2 separate regions of the Homo sapiens genome follow, and region 2 is linked to region 1. A link is a loop called in an ENCODE intact Hi-C map of the cell type or tissue named here. Cell type or tissue: K562. All regions are shown on one strand. Links, peaks and the distances in the headings refer to the core of each region. The heading gives the core; the rest is flanking DNA.

Region 1 (10,570 bases), core at 1,818-9,817:
AACCACTCACAGGCAGCCAACTGTTCAAACTGCATTCAAATAAGGCAAACCCTGAGCTGTAACCAGTCCTGCTATTCTGTACCTCACTTCCTTTTTCTATCCATAAATCCTCTCTGACCACGTGGCAGCACCAGCGTGGCTCTGAATCTACTCCGGTTTAGGTACTGCCCAATTTGCAAATTATTCTTTGCTCAATTAAAGTTTGTAAAATTTGTTTATATATTTATTTATTTTATTATTTTGGAGATGGAGTCTCACTCTGTCACCCAGGCTGGAGCGCAGTGGCAGAATCTCCGCTCACTGCAACCTCCGCCTCCCAGGGTCAAGTGATTCTCCTCAGCCTCCTGAGTAGCTGGGCTGGGATTACAGGTGTACGCCACCACACCAGGCTAATTTTTGCATTTTTTTTTTTTTTTTTTTTTTTAGTAGAGATGGGGTTTCCCCATGTTGCCCAGGCTGGTCTCGAACTCCTGGCCTCAAGTGATCCACCAGCCTCAGCCTCCTAAACTGCTGGGATTACAGGCGTGAGCCACCACACCCAGCCAACTTTGTAAAATTTAATTTGCCTGAAGTTTTTCTTCTAACACATTCTTTGTCTTGAAATCTACCTTGCCTAACATTAATACAGCCATACCAGCCTTCTTATGGTTAGTGCTTCCGTGGTATATCTTTTTGATCCTTTTGCTTGACACCTGTCTGTGCCTTTATAGTACATTTATTGTAAACAATATACAGGTAGGTCTTGGCTTTTCCCATTTTGACAATTTCTGACTTTTATCAGAAGGTTTTACAACAATTATTTATATGGATAAGTTTAAGCTTCCATCTTTGTATTTGTTTTATCTTTGTCCACCTGGGTTTTCTGTTGGTTTTTTGGTTTTCTCCACTCTTGTTTCCTGACTTCTTTTGTGTACTGCATGCTTTAGGATTCCACTGTAGCACCTCTGTTGACCTTTCACCTACACCCGCTTGTGTTTACTTTTTAATTGGTTGCTCTTACTGAGGAAATATAACTAACAACAAAATTTCCTCTCAACCTAAAAAACCTTTCCACAAAGTAAAGGAGAAAGAAAACAGTGTCATCATTGAATAAGCATTAAACCCTGAAGGTGAGGCACATCACAGGTAGCTCCTAAAGAAACTGCGGGCCGGGCACAGGGGCTCACGCCTGTAATCCCAGCACTTTGGGAAGCCGAGGCGGGCAGATCACAAGGTCAGGAGATCAAGACCATCCTGGCTAACATGGTGAAACCCCGTCTCTACTAAAAATACAAAAAATTAGCCGGGCATGGTGGCGGGCACCTGTAGTCCCAGCTACTCGGGAGAATTGCTTGAACCTGGGAGGCAGAGCTTGCAGTGAGCCGAGAGCACACCACTGCACTCCAGCCTGGACAACAGTGCGAGACTCTGTCTAAAAAAAAAAAAGAGAGAGAGAGAAAAGAAACCACAGGCTGGGCACAGTGGCTCATGCTTTTAATCCCAACAGTTTGGGAGGCCAAGGCGGGCGGATCACCTGAGGTCAGGAGTTCGAGACCAGTCTGACCAGAGAAACCCCATCTCTACTAAAAATAAAAAACTTAGCTGGGCAGATGGCAGGTGCCTGTAATCCCAACTACTCAGGAGGCCGAGGCAGGAGAATCGCTTGAACCGGGAGGTGGAGTTTGCGGTGAACTGAGATCGCGCCATTGCACTCCAGCCTGGCAATAAGAGTGAAACTCCATCTCACAAAAGAAGAAAAAAAAGAAATTGCAAAGACAAAAAGTTCTTGCTTTTTATGCAGCCATTTAGAACATACCTGTTCACAAGATAAACTATAGCTTGTCCTCAAGTCAGAGGATTTGACAGCACCGTTTGTCATACATAGCTCATCTTAAACTCACCTAGTAATTGAGGGGGCTATTGTGTTTGCTAATTGCCTTTATTCAAAGAAATAATAAAACTTCTTAGATCTCTCTGATAGGTAGCTAGTTATAATTTGGAGCGAGCACCCATGGAGATGGGAAGATAGGGAGGCTAGCTTCCTTGATGTTAACATTTCAAAAAGATAGCCCCAGGTCCTTCAGAAGGACATCCCTGGTTATAAAGCTGGCAAAGGAGATAGAGAAAGAAGTAACAACTGCAAGTTTTTTAAACTAAATACTCTAAGAAAAGAGAGATGAGAGATGGCAAGGGAAAGTTTTCCTTGTTTGCACTAGGGAAAATTCAGTTTTTTTCCCATTTAGATTTGTACTTACATTCTAGGGCTATGCTCTACGTGGCAAGCGGCTACCAATTGGACAGCACAAATCTAGAACATTTCTATCATTGTGTAAAGATTTGGGGGGAACTTCAGAGTGAAACCACCTTTGCAAAAATTATAACAATGAGAAAATTACAACATGAAAGAGATCTGATCTAACCAACCCCTATCTTGCCTTTAACCTCCAAACTGCCTTTGGTCTTTCCTGGGCTTAGGCTAAGCTAACTTTGGGAGAAATTTAGGTTATAGTTTACATGAGAAGAACCTTTCCCTAAAACTAAAGCACCTTTATAAAACTAATGAAAGCCCACCAGGTTAGGAGGATGAAAGGGGCTTCTAGTCTGCTAAGGTGTAGGAGTAAACAATTACCATCCATTATTCGGGAAGTGACAAAATTTGCAACTTCCCCAATTACTCTGGCAGATAACATTATTATAATAGAAAATAAGACTGGCCTTTTGGGATGTCGTTTGCTACTTTTGCATTTTTGACGACTGGATACCCACGACTCTTGGCTCAACTGCTCCTGTGGCCCCCATCCTGTAGCAGACTTGGTGCACTAGGACCGTTTTCCACACCCCTATGATTGCATCCCCAACCAATCAGCAGCATCCATTCCCCTATCCCCCTGCTGGCCAAACTATCCTTGAAAAACCCTCACCTCCGAATTTTCAGGGAGATTGATTTGATAACAATCTCCCACGTGGTATGGCCAGCCCATTTCAATTAAACTCTTTCTTTATTGTAATGTCATGGTCTCAGTGAATTGGTTTTGTCTGTGCAGTGGCAGGAAGAACCCATTGGGTGATTACAATGGTTCTGGAAATTACAATATGCGTCTTTAATTTATCACAGTCAACCTTCAGATATTCTACTATTTCACAAATGATATATGTGAACCTTGAGCTTGCACTTTGTGGATCTTGCTATGCCATTCAATCTCTGACTTTCTTTCTACCCTCGTGCTAATCAAGAAGCTTTCAGCATTGTCTCTGTCCCTCACACCTTCCATCATACCCCTGCCCCACTTGCTATAATGCATTATTGGCATGATATGAAACATACAGTATCAAGTCCATCAGTGGATGGGAATGGACTCACATTGCTCCACAGATTACAAAAACCCACCTATCCAGATTGAAAAACCATGTGATGAGGAATGTGTGTCTCTGTTAAAAATCCAGATACACCCTGGGCCGGGTATTTTCCATTTGCCTCTTCATACTCACTCTCTGCTCTTCTTCACCCTGCTCTGAGACCCAGGAGCTTACCTTTTATGGATGTTTCAACGGGCACTGCTTGCTGCCTCTGGCTTTTAGATGGGCTTGGCCAGTGATGGCCTTGGCTAGAGATTGGTGAGAAAGAGAAAAATGAGATCAGGGCATCTCTCCCTCTACCTCCCTCTGTCATGCATCTCTCTATAGAGCAACTCCCTCTCTGAGTTCCTGGACCCACGCTCTCTCCTTGTTCCTTTAGGCCTATTAGTAGTGGTTGCTTCCTTCTCAATTATTACCAGACTTGAAACGGTCCCCCAGTGTTGACGAGGATTGCATGCTGAGTTCTGAACAGAAATATATTTGTAATTAAACATTAATCAGGCTGCACTTTGGCCCACTTCGTTGTTGCTAAAAGTCAGGTAGCACCAGGTACTGACCATTTGCATTTCCATTGTTCCTATAGATAGGATCTCTGAAGTTAGGGTCATAAAGCTGTTGAAGAATTGATTTGCATCCCGCATTGTTCCCCTGTGTACTGTCAGTGGGTATTGAGATAAATGAAGGCAGGAATGGGCCTTTTTGATGTTTGTCACCTCATACTTACTCCAGTATCAACCAACAAAAGAAATAGCTGGTGACTGAATGAACAGAGGGCCAGTCATAGGAAGAATGGTGAACTGTGGTGGGAGGAATTTACCTGTCTCAGAGGGTAAGGGTTTTTGGTACATTTAAGCAGGACAATTGCAAAAATCCAAACAAAATTTTCAGACTGGTTTTCTAAACCTGCACATGATTCATTTAACTGACAACATTTAATCTGCTGCATCCCAAGCCCAAGTTAGTTCTCATTGTTAAGTCTGAATTGATGGATTCTCAATGGGTTTGAGGGATTCTGAGGAAAACTACAGAGGTTTCAGTGCAGGACACGATCTATTTGCAATGGTTCAAAATCTCTTTCAGTTCCTATATTCTGGTTACTTGGATTGTTGGAGATTTTACTCACTGTATTAAAGATCTGTTTTATTCTTCTTTCTTTTTACCCGAGGCTATACATTAAGACGTACCCTATATGTTCCCCTGCCCCTCGTCTACAGCTTTCAGCTTCTTCTAGCAGGAAGTTTGGTTTTGCAACCCCTCTTGAGTTGGACCCTTCTAAAGTAATCTTGAGTTTCTCATTCCAGCCTCTCCAAGGACCACATCTATTGTTTCCCTAGTTTACATGGGTTCTTTTTCAAAGAAAAACACTGGATTGGGATACTTCAATGAAAGAAGTTGGAAAACGCACAAAATACAAGCATCTTAAATGCTTCTAGATATACCCCAACTAGATGTACCAGGTTGAATTGGCTTAGCAGTAAACTATATGTATGCTCACCTAGTAATAATCCATGTGTTTCTACACTTAAGAGATCCTCTGGACTACAGAAATAAGATGGAACAGAAGCACTGTGGCATAACTATGAGTGTTATATGCTTTATGGCCACAAGATGGCACTATGCACGCAGTAAAAGAGGCAAAGTCAATCTATCAAAGCTAGGAAGAAAAAAAAAAATCAAGCAATTTAATAAGTTCGTGAGCAACACAAACTTGCAAAGGCCAATTCCTTCCTTCACTAATTGTGACCCTCTCAGATAAAGTGTGATACGCTTCAGAGTTGCCTGAGAAACGAGACCTGGATTACGGAAGTCTAATAAAACCCATACCACTCTTTGATGGTGAAATACAAAATGTCTTTCTGAAGGTCAGTCATGAGCCTTTGGTTCTATCAAAAATGCTGCACTTTGGAGGAAATGACGCTGGCCAATGGATTTACGAATAACACACTCAGCCTGCTGTGGGCTATCTTAAAGAATAGATGTTGACTTTTTCTGAAATATTAGATTCAACTAAGCATATGTTGAATTCTCACTATGTGCAGAGCCCTATTTAGTGGCTTTAAAATTACTCAAAGATGAGTAAGGCCCAGACCTTGCCCTCCAGAGGCTCACAATATAGTGGAGGAAGTAGTTACAAACAGCTTATTCTGAAAACCAAGACACTGTAAAAAACAACATATCAAAGATAGAAAGAAAATGCCAAGGCTGATTGGAGAGATTAATTCTTCTTTTGATTAATTTCTCTTTGTCATTCCCAATTCCTCCAAGTTGAAGGGGAAAGGGAATGTCTAGGAGCTCTTCTTAGACAGGTGGGCTTTCGATGAAAATTGGAAGTTAATATAGTTAGGATACGGTCCCCTCCAAATCTTAGTTGAAATGTGACCTCCAATGATGGAAGTGGAGTCTGGTGGGAGGTATTGGATGATGGGAACCGATCCCGCAGGAACGGATTCGTGCCATCCCCTTGGTGATGAGCCAGTTCTCGCTCAGGTCGTTCACGCGAGATCTGGTTGTTTTTTAAAAGCGTAGCCCCTCTCTCCCCTCTCTCTTGATCCTGGTCTCACCATGTGATACACCCACTTCGCCTTCCGCCAATAATTGGAAGCTTCCTGAGGCCCTCACCAGAAGCAGATGCCAGCACCACACCTCTGGTTCACCTGCAGAACCGTGAGCCAGTTAAACCTCTTTTCTTTATAAACTACCAGCCTCAGGCCAGGTGTAGTGGCTCACACCTGTAATGCCAGCACTTTGGGAGGCTGAGGCAGTCAGATCACCTGAGGTCAGGAGTTCAAGACCAGCCTGACCAACATGGCGAAACCCGTCTCTACTAAAAATACAAAAATTAGCCGGGCGTGGTGGCGGGCGTCTGTAATCCCAGCTACTCAGGAGGCTGAGGCAGGAGAATCGCTTGAACCTGGGAGGCAGCGGTTGCAGTGAGCCAAGCGCGCCACTGCACTCCAGCCTGGGCGACAGAGTGAGACTCCGTCTCAATAAATAAATAAATAAATAACCAGCCTCAGGTATTTCTTTATAGTAATGCAAAAATGAACTAATCCAGAGAGTAAGTAAACAGGAGGAAGGACCACCTAGATCAGAAGCTTACCTCACACAGGTGAGGGTGGCTAGCGGGTAAGGGATTAGAGGCGGTGAGCACAGCAGAAGGTGTGGGTGAAGAGGCAGGTACAGGCCACCCTGTGGAGGACTTGGAACAGCAGCTAAGGCTGTGGGACCAGACTCTTTATGCAGTAAAGAGCCACAGACAATTGTGAGCAAGACACCTTATAACCAGGTTTTAGAAAGAATCCTCAGCTGGAAGGAGGAGATTCTGCAGGAAGAGGGTGGGGGAAAGTTGAAGTTAACTCCAACCAAAGTCAACCTTAAATATTAACCTTTTTTTCTTCTGACTTTCATTGACTTTTCCGTGCATTTTCAGTGCCCTTTTCTTGCTGTAAAGTAAATTTTAAATATTATGTCAATAGGTCACAGAGGCAACAGACAGGCAAGGTATGGTTATGAGAAAAACATTTCCCTAAACAAAATTAGAAGACAGCATTTGATGAAAGATTTTTTTCCTAACTTGTGAGTTTGTTTACATAAAAACACTTACAAAATTAGTCAATCAAAATAACATGGAGTCATTTACTTAAAGAATTCCTTACGTTTAAAAATAAAGTACTTGAATATGGAATCAACCTAAGTGTCCATCAACTTAAGTGTCCAATTTAATCCATCAACTGGATTAAAAAACTGTGGTACATATATACCACGGGATAATACTCAGCCATAAAAAAGAATGAAATCATGTCTTCTGCAGCAACATGGATGGAATTGGAGGCCATTAACCTAAGTGAAATAACTCAAAAACAGAAAGTCATTTGAGACCAGCCTTACCAACATGGAGAAGCCCCATCTCTACTAAAAATATAAAATTAGCCGGGTGTGGTGGTGCATGCCTGTAATCCCAGCTACTCGGGAGGCTGAGGCAGGAGAATCGCTTGAACCTGGGAGGCGGAGGTTGCGGTGAGCCGAGATCTCACCATTGCACTCCAGCCTGGGCAACAAGAGTGAAACTCTGTCTCAAAAAAAAAAAAAAAAAAAAAACCGTATGTTCTCACTTATAAGTGGAAGCTAAACAGTGGGTACACGTGGGCATACAGAGTGGAATAATAGACACTGGGGACTCCAAAAGGTGAGAAGGGAGGAGAAAGTAAGGATTGAAAAATTACCTCTTGGGTACAACGTTCACTGTTCCGGTGATGGGTACACTAAAAAGCCTAGATGTAACTGTTATGCAATCCGAGCATGTAAACAATCTGCAGCCGGGCTTGGTGGTTCATGCCTGTAATCCCATCACTTTGGGAGGCCAAGGCAGCAGGATTGCTTGAGCCCAGGAGTTCTAGACCAGCCTGGGCAACATAGTGAGACCTCGTCTTTACAAAAATTTTAAGAAATTAGGTGGCCATGGTGGTGTACACCTGCGGTCTCAGCTGCTTGGGCGGCTGACATGGGAAGATCACTAGAGCCCAGGAATTCAAGGCTGCAGTGTGCCATGACTGTGCCACTGTACTCCAGCCCAGATGACAAAGACTATGCTTTAAAAAAATGAAAATTTAAAAATCCTGCACTTGTACCCCTGAAATATATAAAAATAGAAACAGAAACATAAATAATAATAAAATGCATTTCTTTTACACATAAAACAAATAAAAGTAAAGTACTTGAAATTAGACGATTCCAGAAAATTGTTGACATGTTTGTTCCCCTAACAATTTGGTACTTTGGTCTCCTTTATGAAACTGTGAAAGCTCCGAGCCAAAAGCTTTGTCTTTCTTCATTCTTGCATCTTTAGTACATATCACAATGCTTTATATATGACACGTGCATGACTATTTGTTGTTAATTGAATGGTATATCATATTTCAATAGACATTTTCCCCAACATTCTATTGGAAAACTTTTCACACACATAGCAAACTGAAAGAATTTTCAGTGAACACTTGAATTTCTACCACCAAGATTTCACTATTAATATTTTACTGTTCTTAGTTTATTACATATCTATCCATGTCTGTATCCATTGATCAATCCATCTTATTTCTCTTGGTGAATTTCAAATTAAATTATAGCCATAAGTATACTTAAATACATCCATACGCTGAACACATCAGAGTTGAATTACAGTTCAAGATTTATTTACATTTTTTTTCTTCTGAGGCAAAATCACATAGCATGAAATGCACCAATTTTAAGTGTACATTTGCTAAGTTTTGAAGAATGCATACACCCGTGTAACCAAACCCCTTTCAAGATGTGAAAATGACCATGACCCCAGAAAATACCAATACCTCTTCCTGCTCAGGCCTCATCTCTATCTCTGAGAGGCAATGACTTTTTTATTTAAATTTTTTTTAGTTTTGCCTCTCCTAGAACTTTATATAAATGGAGTCATATAGTGTGGACTCTGGAATAGACTTCTATCACTCAGCATAATTTTTTGAGATTCATCTAGGTTGTGTGTACCAGTAACACATTTCTTTTTGTAGAAAAGAAACTATTTTGCAATGGAATGCAGTAGCGTTCTATTGTATAATTATGTCAAAATTGTTTTTCCATTCTCATATTGATGGACACCCAGACTGTCTTCAGTTTTGTGTTATCAAAAATGAAGCTACTATAAACATTCATGTTCAAGCCTTGGTGGCCATATGTTTTCATTGCTCTGGGGCAAATACCTAAATTGCTGGGTCATGGGGTAAATGTATGTGTAGACATTTTTTAGAAGCTTTTTTTTTTTTTTAACAAAAATGCCAGGCTATACTTACCATGCTTTTTCTCTCCTAGTTTGCCAATTTATTATTTATTTATTTATTTATTTTCTTGAGACAAGGTCTCACTCTGTTGCCCAGGCTGGAGTGCAGTGGCACAATCATAGCTCACTGCAGCCTCAATCTCCCAGACTCAAGTGATCCTTCTGCCTCTGCCTCCAGAGTAGATGGGACCACAGGCACGCACCACATCAAGCTATTTTTTTTATATATTTTTTGTAGAGATGGGGATTTGCTATGTGGCCAAGGCTGGTTTTGAACTCCTGGGCTCAAGTGATCCTCCCAACTCGGCCTCCCAAAGTGCTGGCACTGCCCCTGGACTAGCTTGCCAATTTAAAAGAAATCCCTGAGTAAGAGCACCCAAGGTCCGCTGAATGCCCTTCACCTCACTCGGAATTCTAGAGCATCCGAGGATCTTTCCATTCCATATGATACACACCCTACCACACACTCAACCAACAGCTGACTGGATGAGAGAGGTACTGAACCTAAAAGTGGCCATCTGCAGGTTGTCTAGAAGCCCAAGAGATAGACTGTTCAAAGATCTGGCCACAATGGGATGACAAAGAATAATCAGTCCAGCTAACTCCCTTCTTATTAATTAGAAATGGAGACACTGGAAAGAGACATTTAGTTAAAAGTGGACACAGAAGGAAAAAGACACACAAGCAAAGCATTCTTCAGATTTCTTTGAGAGCAGCTAAATTGATGGTTAAAGAGACATGCGGAAATTCATGCTTTTCTAAGGAATGAGCTCTTTAGGAGTTTCTCTTGCAAACAAAGAGAAATAAAATTCCCACATAATCTGGAGCACTCTAAGGAAGGGTAGAAAAATCCATGTTCTTGCTAGTACAGGACTTAGAGTCTTAAAAATTAGAGAAATTCGTTTAAGATTTATAGTCTTAAAAATTAGAAAAATCCACCCACCTGATCCACATTGAGAAGCTGGAATGAAATAAAAATAAAGATAATGATTAAAAGGAATATTCCCTCAATATTTCCACTCCCTGCATCCCCGACCCGTCTGCGTCTCCCTCTACTCTCATACATACTCCAGTAATATTTGGCCAAAAGTAGAAGCCAGGGGGTTAGAAAAAGAAATAGGATAAACCAAGACAAACTATCAAGGAAGTAAAAGGAACATAGAGGCAAACAAAATCCTCATGTCTCTTTCCCCCTCCTCCTGACATAGCCCTGATAACTAGGGAGGAAGAGCATCTGCTACCGGGTGCATCCTCTGAACATTCCAATGACCCGACCCATGGAAAGAGAACCAAATTCTTCAGCCCAGCTTCTAGGATCTTACCTCAAGAGAGTCTTAAAATTATGAAAAGATATGTATATAAGGATGTTTGCTACTATGTTGTTTATCATGTAAAAATTGTAAACAGCAGGTTATTGGTAGAGTTCCT
Region 2 (10,570 bases), core at 1,128-9,127, 560 kb before region 1:
ACCAAATATCCTTTAGTCTCAGTGACCACCTAACAAGATTATTTTAGAAATTAATGACAAAATAATGACGCATAATACACTTATTATGCCCAGCACATATTAAAGGTACAATACATGTTAACTTGAATCACTATTATATGCAGTTATAAACTAGGTAGGATTTACCACATTAACTTCAGAAGCAAGTTTCCAAGATACTCAAACATGGCAAAATATATACATGCATCGAAAAGTTCAATGAAATTAAAAAGAATGAACATGACCCATATTGCAAAAACTGGGCTTTTATAATGAAGACGCCATGCATTCAGCCACATCTACCCTCTCTGCCACTGGCCTGTCTGCCAACTCGTCAACTGCCATGTCTCCTCCCTTTCCTCACCTGTGTGCCCACTCCTTGCCTATGTGGAGTTCATTGGCATGGCTTACGTTCTTTCTTCATGACATTGTTAGCCTTACCTCCCATTACCTGGTGTGCAACTGAGGAACCCTCCTAAGACTATGTCTTAAGCTTCACTCCATCTCAACCTGATATTACATAAATACTGACTGTCTAGAAGTAGAAAAAGAATTAACACTTGAATTTGACCCTCCAAAATGCTATGGATACATAACCTACAGCCCTATACCAGAGTATCACCCATTTGCATTCCATTCAAGGATTAAAGGTCTACTGTTTGTCCTGCAATGGCACTGGTATCCTCTGATAAAAGAGGTAAAAATTTAGTCCAGAAGAGTGTCTAATCCAGTGGCTTTCTACCTAGCTGCACATTTGAATCATCTCGGAAATGTAAAACAAAAACAAAACAAACAAAAAACCCCAAATTCATTAAATTAGAATCTTTTAGAGTAGAACACAGCCATTAGTTATGTTTTAAAAGCTTCATAGAGGATTTTGCCAAGCCAAGTGGCTCATGCGTATAATCCCGGCACTTTGGGAGGCCAAGGTGGGTGGATCACTTGAGCCTGGGAATTGGAGACCAACCTGGGCAACATGGCAAAACACCTTCTCCACAAAAAATACAAAATTTATCCAGGTGTGGTGGTGTATACCTGTAGTCCAAGCTACTCAGGAGGCTGACATAGAAGGATCACCTGAGCCCAGGAGGTCAAGGCTGCAGTGAGTGGAGATTGCACCACTGAACTCCAGCCTCAGCGACAGAGCAAGACCCTGCCTTAAAAAAAAAAAAAAAAAAAAAAAAAAAAGAAAAGAAAGAAAAAAGCTTCTGCTTCATAGGTGATTTTGGTATGAACAGAGAATTCCTTATTTTAATTCCTTCTTTCTTTCATATTCTTGCTTTCCTTAAAATAAAAGCACTTTACATTCGCATGGTGCTTTGTATATTTAAAATATGTCCTGCAATGGTGACTATAGTTAATAATAGTATATGTTATATTTCAAAATTGCAAAGAAAGTACATTTCAAATGTTCTCACCACAAAAAATAAGTATTTGAGGTGATGCATATGTTAAGTGTGATTTAATCATTCTACATTGCAGACATAAATCATAATATCACTTTGTGCCCCATAAACATATACAATTAAATTTTGTCAATTTGCAATAAGATAAAAATATATATAAATCATGCTATTTAATCTTTATCCTAAAACTGCATACAAATGTTGGTGTTTTCACAGAGAAATACAGATTTCATTTGAAAAGTTTGTAATTGTGAGGAACTAGAATTACTTTCACGATCTTCTATATCAAAAGGGTTCATGAGGTAAATACACAACTAAAAATGAGACGTTAGTGAAGAATATTAAAAACATCCTATATTTATGGGATTTTATAAATTAAATGAAATATGAAAAATGAAATAAAATCTCTTTTAAATTAAATAATGTAACAAAATCAAAGAGCACGGGAAAATGAACAGAGCAAGCAAGAGAGAGCCCACAGAAAAATACAGAAAATATATGTTAATTTGAATTGTCTATTTTTCTCCATTCGGAGGTTTAAATTTTAGACTCAAAACACCTAAGGAAACTCACTTCACCGAGACGGGGTTGAGTAAAACTGTGCCACTCCGAGTAAGTGTATCTGCAGTTGTCCACCTCCGTGTGTCCTCCCCTGCAGGAGTCCAGGGTATGATGATGCCCAGCCCCCCGGCAGGATTCCAAGGTCTGGTTTCCTCCTTTCATCATTTCAATGGTTTCCTGCCCTCCATTTTTCATTCCTGATCCCATAGTACCACAAAAACCTTGGCTAGAGTTGTTGGTAGTTTGGGTCATAAATCCATTGGCAGAGCACTGAAATAATAAAATGAAATAATTCATGTTGAGAGGAAATGGATTCTAAGTTGTCATGAGAAGGCAAAGGAGAGAGAATATTTGTTCAACCTTTTATTCATTCATTCATTCATTCATTCAACAGACATTTATCAGTTTCTAATTATGTGCCCAGATACTGTCTTCATTCATTTTGTGCTGCTATAACAGAATACCTGAGACTGGTTAATTTTTAAAGAACAGAGATTTATTTCTTACAGTTATGAAGTCTGGGAAGTCCAAGATCAAGGAGTTCACATTTGGCGAGGGCCCATCCCATGGCAGAAGGTGGAAGGGCAAAAGAGCACGAGTGAGAGGGAGAGGGAGAGAGGGAGAGAGGAGCAACAGGGGGCTGAACTTGCTTTTACAATAAGCTTTCATGATAATAAACCCATTCTCATGATAAGGACAGTAATCCATTCATGAGAGCAGAGCCCTCATGACCTAATCACCTACTAAAGGTCTCACCTCTCAACACTGTTGCATTGGGGATTAAGTTTCCAACATATCAGCTTTTAGGGACAAATTTCACCATAGCAAATGCAAAAGCCTAGGGATATAAAGATAGACATAGTCTCTCGATGGCTCCAAGAAGATCTTATTCCAGGGAGAGAGAAAAACAAATACTTTGAGAATGTGATTACTCTACTATGTGGGTGAGCACAAAATGTTACAAGAGCACAGAAGTAGAGCATTAAAATTCAAATCCAAACAGGGTAGGTGGAATAGAACAGGTAACTGGAAAAACTCTGAGCTAAGAGACTAGGGACTAGTAGGAGTGGGACAAACAAGGCAACCACTGTAGAAGGGTCTGGAGGCAAAAGGCAAACAATGTCCTTCAGGGGTCCCCAACTTCAATCAGTTGAGAACAGCTACCACATAAGATTAGGGTTGGGGGGAGTTAGAAAGGTTATAAAAGGCCATAAGATATAAAGATCTATATGCTATGCTAAAAAAATAGACTTTATTATGAAGATCACAGGGACTGTGAAGAATTTTAACTCATTACAGAGAGAAACACATTTCAAAAATATCATTCTAGGCAATAATGTGGAAGACAAATAAGAAGACAAATTTAAGTTCATGGAGATCAGATGGGGGTCACTGCATCTGATCTGATCTGATATTCCAGGTAAAAATGATAAGGACCTAAGCCAAGGAGGAAGCAGTGATGACTGAAAGAAGTAGATGGACTCCACAGAGAGCCTACAAGTATCTAGATGGATGAGGCAATCAAGGACAGAGTTAGAAATTATTCTTTTGTGTTCCATGAAGGCAAACAGGTAGATGGTACAACTCACTGAAACAGGGAGGAAAGATGTGCTTATGGGCAAGAGGAGAGTGAGCAACTAAAGTTTGAACATGGTAAACATTAGAAACATGTGGGATGTCCAAGATGAATATATGAATATGCGGATTTGGAACTCAGATGAGAGATTTGAGCTGGAGATATAATTCTGGGAGACACTCCCAAATAGGTGATAGTTGAGGCCATGGGAATAGAGGACCTATCCAGAGAAAATTGTCAACCAAAATAAAAAAGGGCTAAGGATAGAACCACAAGAAAAATCACATTTTAAGGGGAGGGTAAGAGAAACACAGCTGTGACAGGCCAGATCTGAATAGCCACTGAGATAACAGAGAAAACCAAAGTGGCAGGACCCTGAAGCCATGAAGAGAGAATATGGTAAGGAGTGGGAGCAGCCAATGATGTTAACAACAACAACAGAAAAATCACAGCAAGGTAAGAATGGGTTCAATTAAAGTATAAGCGCCCATTGGATTTAAGTGAAAGAATAGCCATTGATGAGCTTTGCCAAAAGAATTTCCAGGGAGTGCTGGGTAAGCAGGAAGGAGTATTATAGAGAAATCAAATATAATTTTTTCTTTCCTAAAGTTCAGTTTGAAAGAAAAAGAGAGATGTGGAGGGAACTAGAGGATGACAAAGAGTCAAGGAAATGCTTTAAAATGAAAAAGTCTTCATTAAACATTAACTTAATACTGGAACTTCACTCCGACCCTCTGAGCCATAGGACAGAAGTTTAGTTACAGTGGTAACCTCGACATGTCAGTTTTCATTACAAACAGTTACATTACTTTCAGGACAAGAACCTCCATTACATTCAGGTTCCTTTGTGCCACCTTCCTATCAATTTAAATTTTTTTCTACTTAAAATGCAGTCTTTAACTAAATTGAAAGATTTTTCAAATACAGATGATTTATTGAACCTGAAATATATCTACAAAAGTCATACTTACTGTCGCATTGCCTTAGAAAAAAATACCAGAAAAAAAGAATTGAAAAGTAGCCATTTGGTGGCAGTGCTACCCTACATTTTTTTATTTAAGTTGCCATTACAATAAAATTCAATTACAAAAAAGGAAAAAAAAAAACCCTCCTAATTATTAAATCTTCTTGATGGTATAATTTCGTTGTAATAAACACAAGTTCAAAGATCATATTTCTAAGTGAATAAAAGAGGAATTTAAAATAAACTAAAAGCAATGCTGAGCCTACAGGGCTAGCTTTCATACTTTTATTCTCTGCTCCTTTCTGTCCTCCTCCATCCACATTTCCCAAAGTTCCTTCTCACAGGGTATCAACAACTCTTTATCCATGTCAATAATTTCTAGGTTTACTTTTCCAGTCCTGATTATTCACCCAACTCCTAATCCCATGTGCATGCCTTCAAGTGAAATTCAGATCCAAAGCTAAAATGATCACTTTTACTCATTGTATTAAAGCAAGTTTATAGATTCAAGATGAAATTTTATGTTTTTGTATAAATTAATAATTCCAAGCCCCTTTTAGAAGTGTTCCTAACACAGAACAGGTACATATTGTGAAATGGCCACTCAATATCATCAGCTCTAGCATTAAATGGCAAAGAACAGATATTAAGTAAAAGTCATCCATGCCGGTCTTAAAAATAAAATAAGAACTTACTATGAGTCAAGGACTGTCAAGGGATTAAACCTGCTTTCTCGCTGGAGAGATCATCACAGGTTTCTACATGTAGGCACGTCAAGCATAGATGGGCTATGATTTTGCATGGTGGTGTGGAGGAGTTGAAGAGAGAAATAGTGAATAAGAAAGGCATCTTCACCCCGAGACATAGAAAAGGCTGGATATGTAGTCGTTGTCCCTGGCTATAGCCTCTGCCACTTTGACTCTGCTTTTTACTTTGTTCCTTAAGTTCAGTCAGTCAACAAGCTTATCCTTTATACCTTTGAAATATTTCTTATTCATCCCTATCTTAATATAACAATTACCATCATCCTGGTAGAATTAACTCATGCTTAAACTAAGCTTTCATCTTCCCCAACCCTGATGTCTTCCTATTCTCACTGATCCCCCTACTGACTCAGCTTCACGCTGCTTGATTATACCTCTCTCCTGTAGAAAAGCCTTGGCTGGCTCTCCTTTACCATGAGAATAAATCCGAAATCCTTAGTGCAGCATTTAGAAGTCCTATCTCCCACTTGTTTCTTAATATTCTCTTCTCTAACACCGAACTTGTTTCAAGCCTCTTTTCCAACACATGATTTCTTCTATTCTAAATCAATTTATTTATTATTTGCTAAATAGCCCCTAAACTTTATCATCTCCTGTCTTGTAGGCTATGCTGTTTTCCTCTTCTTTAGCTATTCTCACCGTCTCTTCACTTTCAAACCCTTCTTATTCTTTAAGTTACCAAGTAAGCTGTACCTCTTGTCACCAGCCTTTCTGGTTGATCCAAACTACATGAGTACATTTAGGTATCATAGGTGTTTTTGAACTCTGACAGTGCTTTATCATATTGGTTTATTGTCATGTTCCTATTTTGCTTTTCCATAAAGTAGGATCTATTTCTCATAAATAAGTTGGCATCTTTTTGAGGTAAGAACATGCCTTGTAAGTACTTTTGTGTATATATATATATTTTGTGTACATATATATATACTTTGTGTGTATATATATATACTTTGTGTATATGTGTGTGTATATATATACTTTGTGTTTATATATACTTTGTGTGTGTGTATATATATATATATATATATATACTTTACACAAAACAAGAAGCATAAAAGCACCTCAGAAGTCCTAAGAAATATATAAGGAAAGAGAGTGGCAGTAATCTTCCAAACCCCTCTCCCTTTCTTTTAGATATATCTCATTGATATTTTCCTAGCTATCTTGAGAACTTTTAGCAAGCTTTTTTCCCCATTATAAATGGTCAACAAGTTACATAAACAAATTATATCTGGAAATATACATTGTAGAGTGCAGGCAAAAAAAACTATTGTTATAATAAATACTCAACATCAAAGAACAAGTTTAAACTATGACACTAGAGTGGAAAAAAGATAACTAAAATAATACATCTGGATTAAGAAGTTTAATAAATTACCACTATATAAACATATGAATATTGACAGACAATATCTATGCCTATGAAATCTGATTCAATTAAAAATATAAATTAACTCCTAAATTTTGAAATGAGTTTATGAGGATGAATTAAATTATCGGAGATACAAATACATATTTATTTAAAAATTACTTACCACTCTATCGTCTCCAGGTGCTTCTGTGTTTGATATAATTAAGTTTTGCTGTGCTAAATCTTCAGGAAAACGTTTCCCTTTAGTTGCACCAAAAACTCCACATACTAAAGTTAGCAATACAGCTGAATTTAAAAATAAAAATAAAATAACTTACTTTAGCATACATAGAATAAAATAATCATCATTTATTTCTTACGACCTAAGGATCAAAGTGGAAAATAAATCCACTAAGCATGGTTTCCCATGAATTATCTTGGCTGTTCTAAGTTAACATGTCACCAGATAGCTTAGGTTTTAGAATCAGAAGCAATCATCTGTATTTTTTCATTATATCTCACTAATTGAATTCTGCCCATCAAAATAAAGTACTTAGAATTATGAGTTAAGCAGTACATAAAGAAAAAAAATCACTGACATTTAAGACAAAGACTTTGAAAAAATTTACTGATTCCCCTAAAAATAATTTTCCTACATGAAATGTAAAAAAAGAATTGTGTACATAAAAACATGAGAAAAACAGACTGCTTTCCTAGAAAAGATTTATCTTTATTGAAACTACTTTGTATCTTGCCTATTAAGAATTCTTATTCTAAATCATAATTGTGGGAGATTGAAAATACATGATAATTAAACTAAGAAGAACAACAACAATTCTTCCAGTCTAAAAGACCCTATAGTGCATTGGCAAAATCCCCAAACCCAGAGCACTACATATTTTTGTATGGCCTATGAGCTAAGACTTTGTATTTTAAAATGGTTGAAAAAATTCAGAAGAATAAGAGTTTATAATGTGAAAATTACAGCCGGGTGCAGTGGCTCACGCCTGTAATCCCAGCACTTTGGGAGGCTGAGGCGGGTGGATCACCTGAGATCAGGAGTTCGAGACAAGACTGACCAACATGGAGAAACCCCGTCTCTACTAAAAATACAAAATTAGCCGGGCACAGTGGCACATGCCTGTAATCCCAGCTACTCAGGAGGCTGAGGCAGGAGAATCACTTGAATCTGGGAGGCAGAGGTTGCAGTGAGCCAAGATCTTGCCATTGCCCTCCAGCCTGGGCAACAAGAGCAAAACTCTGCCTCAAAAAAAAAAAAAAAGAAAGAAAGAAAAAAAAAAGAAAATTACATGAAATTCAAATTTTACAGTCCATATATAATGTTCTATTGGAACACAGTAAAGCCCATAATTCACATATTTTTATAGCAGTGTTACTGTTTGAAGGACAGATTTGATTGGATACAATGGAAAACACATGGCCTGCAAAGCTTGACATATATACTATCTAATCCTTTACAGAAAAAGTGTGCCAACTCTTGCCTACCCTACATGGCCCCACACTACCTTTCTGGCTCCATTTCCTAATCCTCTTCCCCTTGTCCACTCTCACCACACTGGTTTCCCTGCCACTCCTTGGTTTCTCCAGACATAATCACAAATTAGGGCCATTCCATTGACTTCCCTCTCTGACTGAAAGTTCTTCCCCCAGGCGTTCCGCCTGGCTCTTTCACCTCTTCCAAAAATCATTAAAAATAATCTTCTCAGACCTAACTCTCTATTGAAAATTGCAATCACTGGCACCAATACCCTCCTCACCAACACACTCCACAGCACTACAGATCCTAATTATTTGCCTCTCTTTTTTTTCCTCCATAGCATTTAATTTATTCATTAACTGTCACAAGGCAGAATGATTGTTTTTGCTTGTTTGTTTGTTTGTCTTTCCCTATTTTTCCTAAGCACCTAGAACAGTTTCCTGCCTACAGTAGGTGTTTGATATATGTTTATTTTTTGACTTGATGAAAAATAATGAACACATTAGAAATTTACTACGTACTGTTCTAAGCACTTCACATGCATTACCTCATTTAATCCTCAGTGCTACACCATATGGTAGGCTACTACAGTTATTCCTTTTACAGTGAGGAAATGAAGCACAGTTAAGTAATTTGCCCCAGGTCACATGGCTTACAAGCAATGAAGTTGGGGTACAAACCCAGGCAGTCTGATTCCTGAGTTCTTTGCTCTTAACTTCTACTCTTATCACAAAACAAAGCTAATCTAGGCTGGAGGAGGTTAACAGAATTTAAAATTGGCAAGATATACCCAAGAAGAGACATTGCTGAGAACAGAACATCTCCCGTAACTCTGTGGCTGGACGGTAAGAAGATATGGAATGAAAGTGGCTTTTGGTGGAGTTTCCTAAGGCAGAAATTTTAGATTGTTCTATTTAGCCCTAAAAGGAATAGCACTGGAACCAAGAAATAAAGACTATTTGTTTGTCAGATTCTGTGAAATCTAAGGAATTTTCAACAATTCTGTCTAAGCATAAAGTCTTTTATCTCAAGAAGGATCATGTTCCCGTCACAGAAAATATTCAAACACAACTCAGGTAATAATACAAAAGGAACTTGGAAAGAGACTCACATCTGATGGATGCTTGGACGAGATTATTTTTTAAACATCTTTTCCCACACCTAGATTTTTTATTATATATTTTAACTTCAAGAAAGTGAAAATACTTACAAAAGAGCAGTGCTATACCCAGTAATATTGCAAGGATTGCCCATTTTCCAAGTATTACTCCTGTACTCCTTGAAGTCGCACGACACTGAGTTGGATGAGTACATTCACACAGATTAACTCTCAATAATTTTGTTGCAGCTTGGCCGGCCCTGTCTTTTACAGTAATAGGAATGGTATATTCTTGAAATCCAGCATTTTTCTGATATGAAAGACGGGCAGCTGTATCTGAAAGAAAATAAAAGAAGTTTATTTTTTAATGATCATTTATTCTTCCCTTAGCATTTGTTTCATCACGCTTGTTTTTGAAGGCGTCATTCTCAAGGAACTGCCTGCCAGATGAAAATAAATAAAAATGGAGGACTGTCTTCAACCCTTTCAAACTCTACTGTTATCTTATATGTGTTGTCCCTTGTAATTCCTTAGAAGGGAGCCCTAAAGAAATAATTTGGCATTGGAGTAGCCCAGTAGTATTCCAGTAATGTTTATCTATACAAACTAATACTGTTAGGTTGGCTGTTAACATACACTTCAAGCATTTTTCTTTAGTACCAATGTATCTACAGGTACACACAAATAGTTTCTGAAGTTTACGTTTCTTATCCATTGACCTTCTAGTATTTGCGCACTATTCATATGGATAAGGTAATTTTTCAAAGCACAATAGATTGTTTACGATTAACACCTTTGCATCTGGAAGTAATCTTAGTACCAGAAGCTAATTAATGTCACTCAGGCTACTTATAAGGCTTACACAAAACAGAAATATCTATATAACAATTCACTTTTATCAACTCTGATAGTCAATTTTCCCCAATAGTCTTGATCTATTATTTTAATGACCATATTGTCAACTAACCAAAAGCTCCACAGAATTTCAATGGCAGTTACAGCCTCCCTGAGCTTTTATAATAGACTAAGTAAAATGAAAAAGTAGCATAATACACACCCTGGAAGTCATCTGGAATTCCTAAGCCTTGATTAAATGCTCTGCTGTAGCTGTAAGAATTTCAAAGATTTTGGCTGCACCTCATACCTGAAGGCTCCCTAGAGGAATATGAATTACCACTTGGGTTTACTTAGGACCCTTCAAGACCACACTGTGTCTAAGGTAAGATCCTTGAAATCTCTCCGCTCCCTCAAGACAACAAGTGGAGCCATTGTCATGTCTCAGTTATTCACAGTAGTGCATTGGCCTCTGATTTTTCTTCACTCAACTCTGCCC

The links. Peaks named below come from ENCODE experiments on the same cell type or tissue, not always from the same donor. Only the 100,000 strongest peaks of a DNase experiment are listed, where the experiment ranks them.
Region 2: a loop joins it to region 1, with 4 times the contacts of the local background. A loop is called at or near these places in 6 of 110 quality-filtered maps.

What each region holds. Positions count from the first base shown.
Region 1 is chr18:31,551,132-31,561,701 of GRCh38, forward strand. DSG2-AS1 (DSG2 antisense RNA 1) reads right to left here and starts at 5,780. Exons shown (of 6, transcript NR_045216.1): 1 at 4,832-5,780; 2 at 3,511-3,584. In K562, for the core only: CTCF peaks have their summits at 2,875 (motif pointing left) and 4,944 (motif pointing right); a DNase peak (open chromatin) is centred at 4,910; H3K27me3 peaks cover 776 bases.
Region 2 is chr18:30,994,794-31,005,363 of GRCh38, forward strand. It overlaps DSC3 (desmocollin 3), which reads right to left. Exons shown (of 16, transcript NM_001941.5): 13 at 9,349-9,573; 14 at 6,825-6,946; 15 at 1,998-2,255. Among named protein-coding and RNA genes, the nearest start is that of DSC3, 43 kb to the right of the region's middle. RefSeq lists an enhancer at 2,393-2,967. In K562, for the core only: a CTCF peak has its summit at 4,584; no DNase peak of the experiment used is centred there.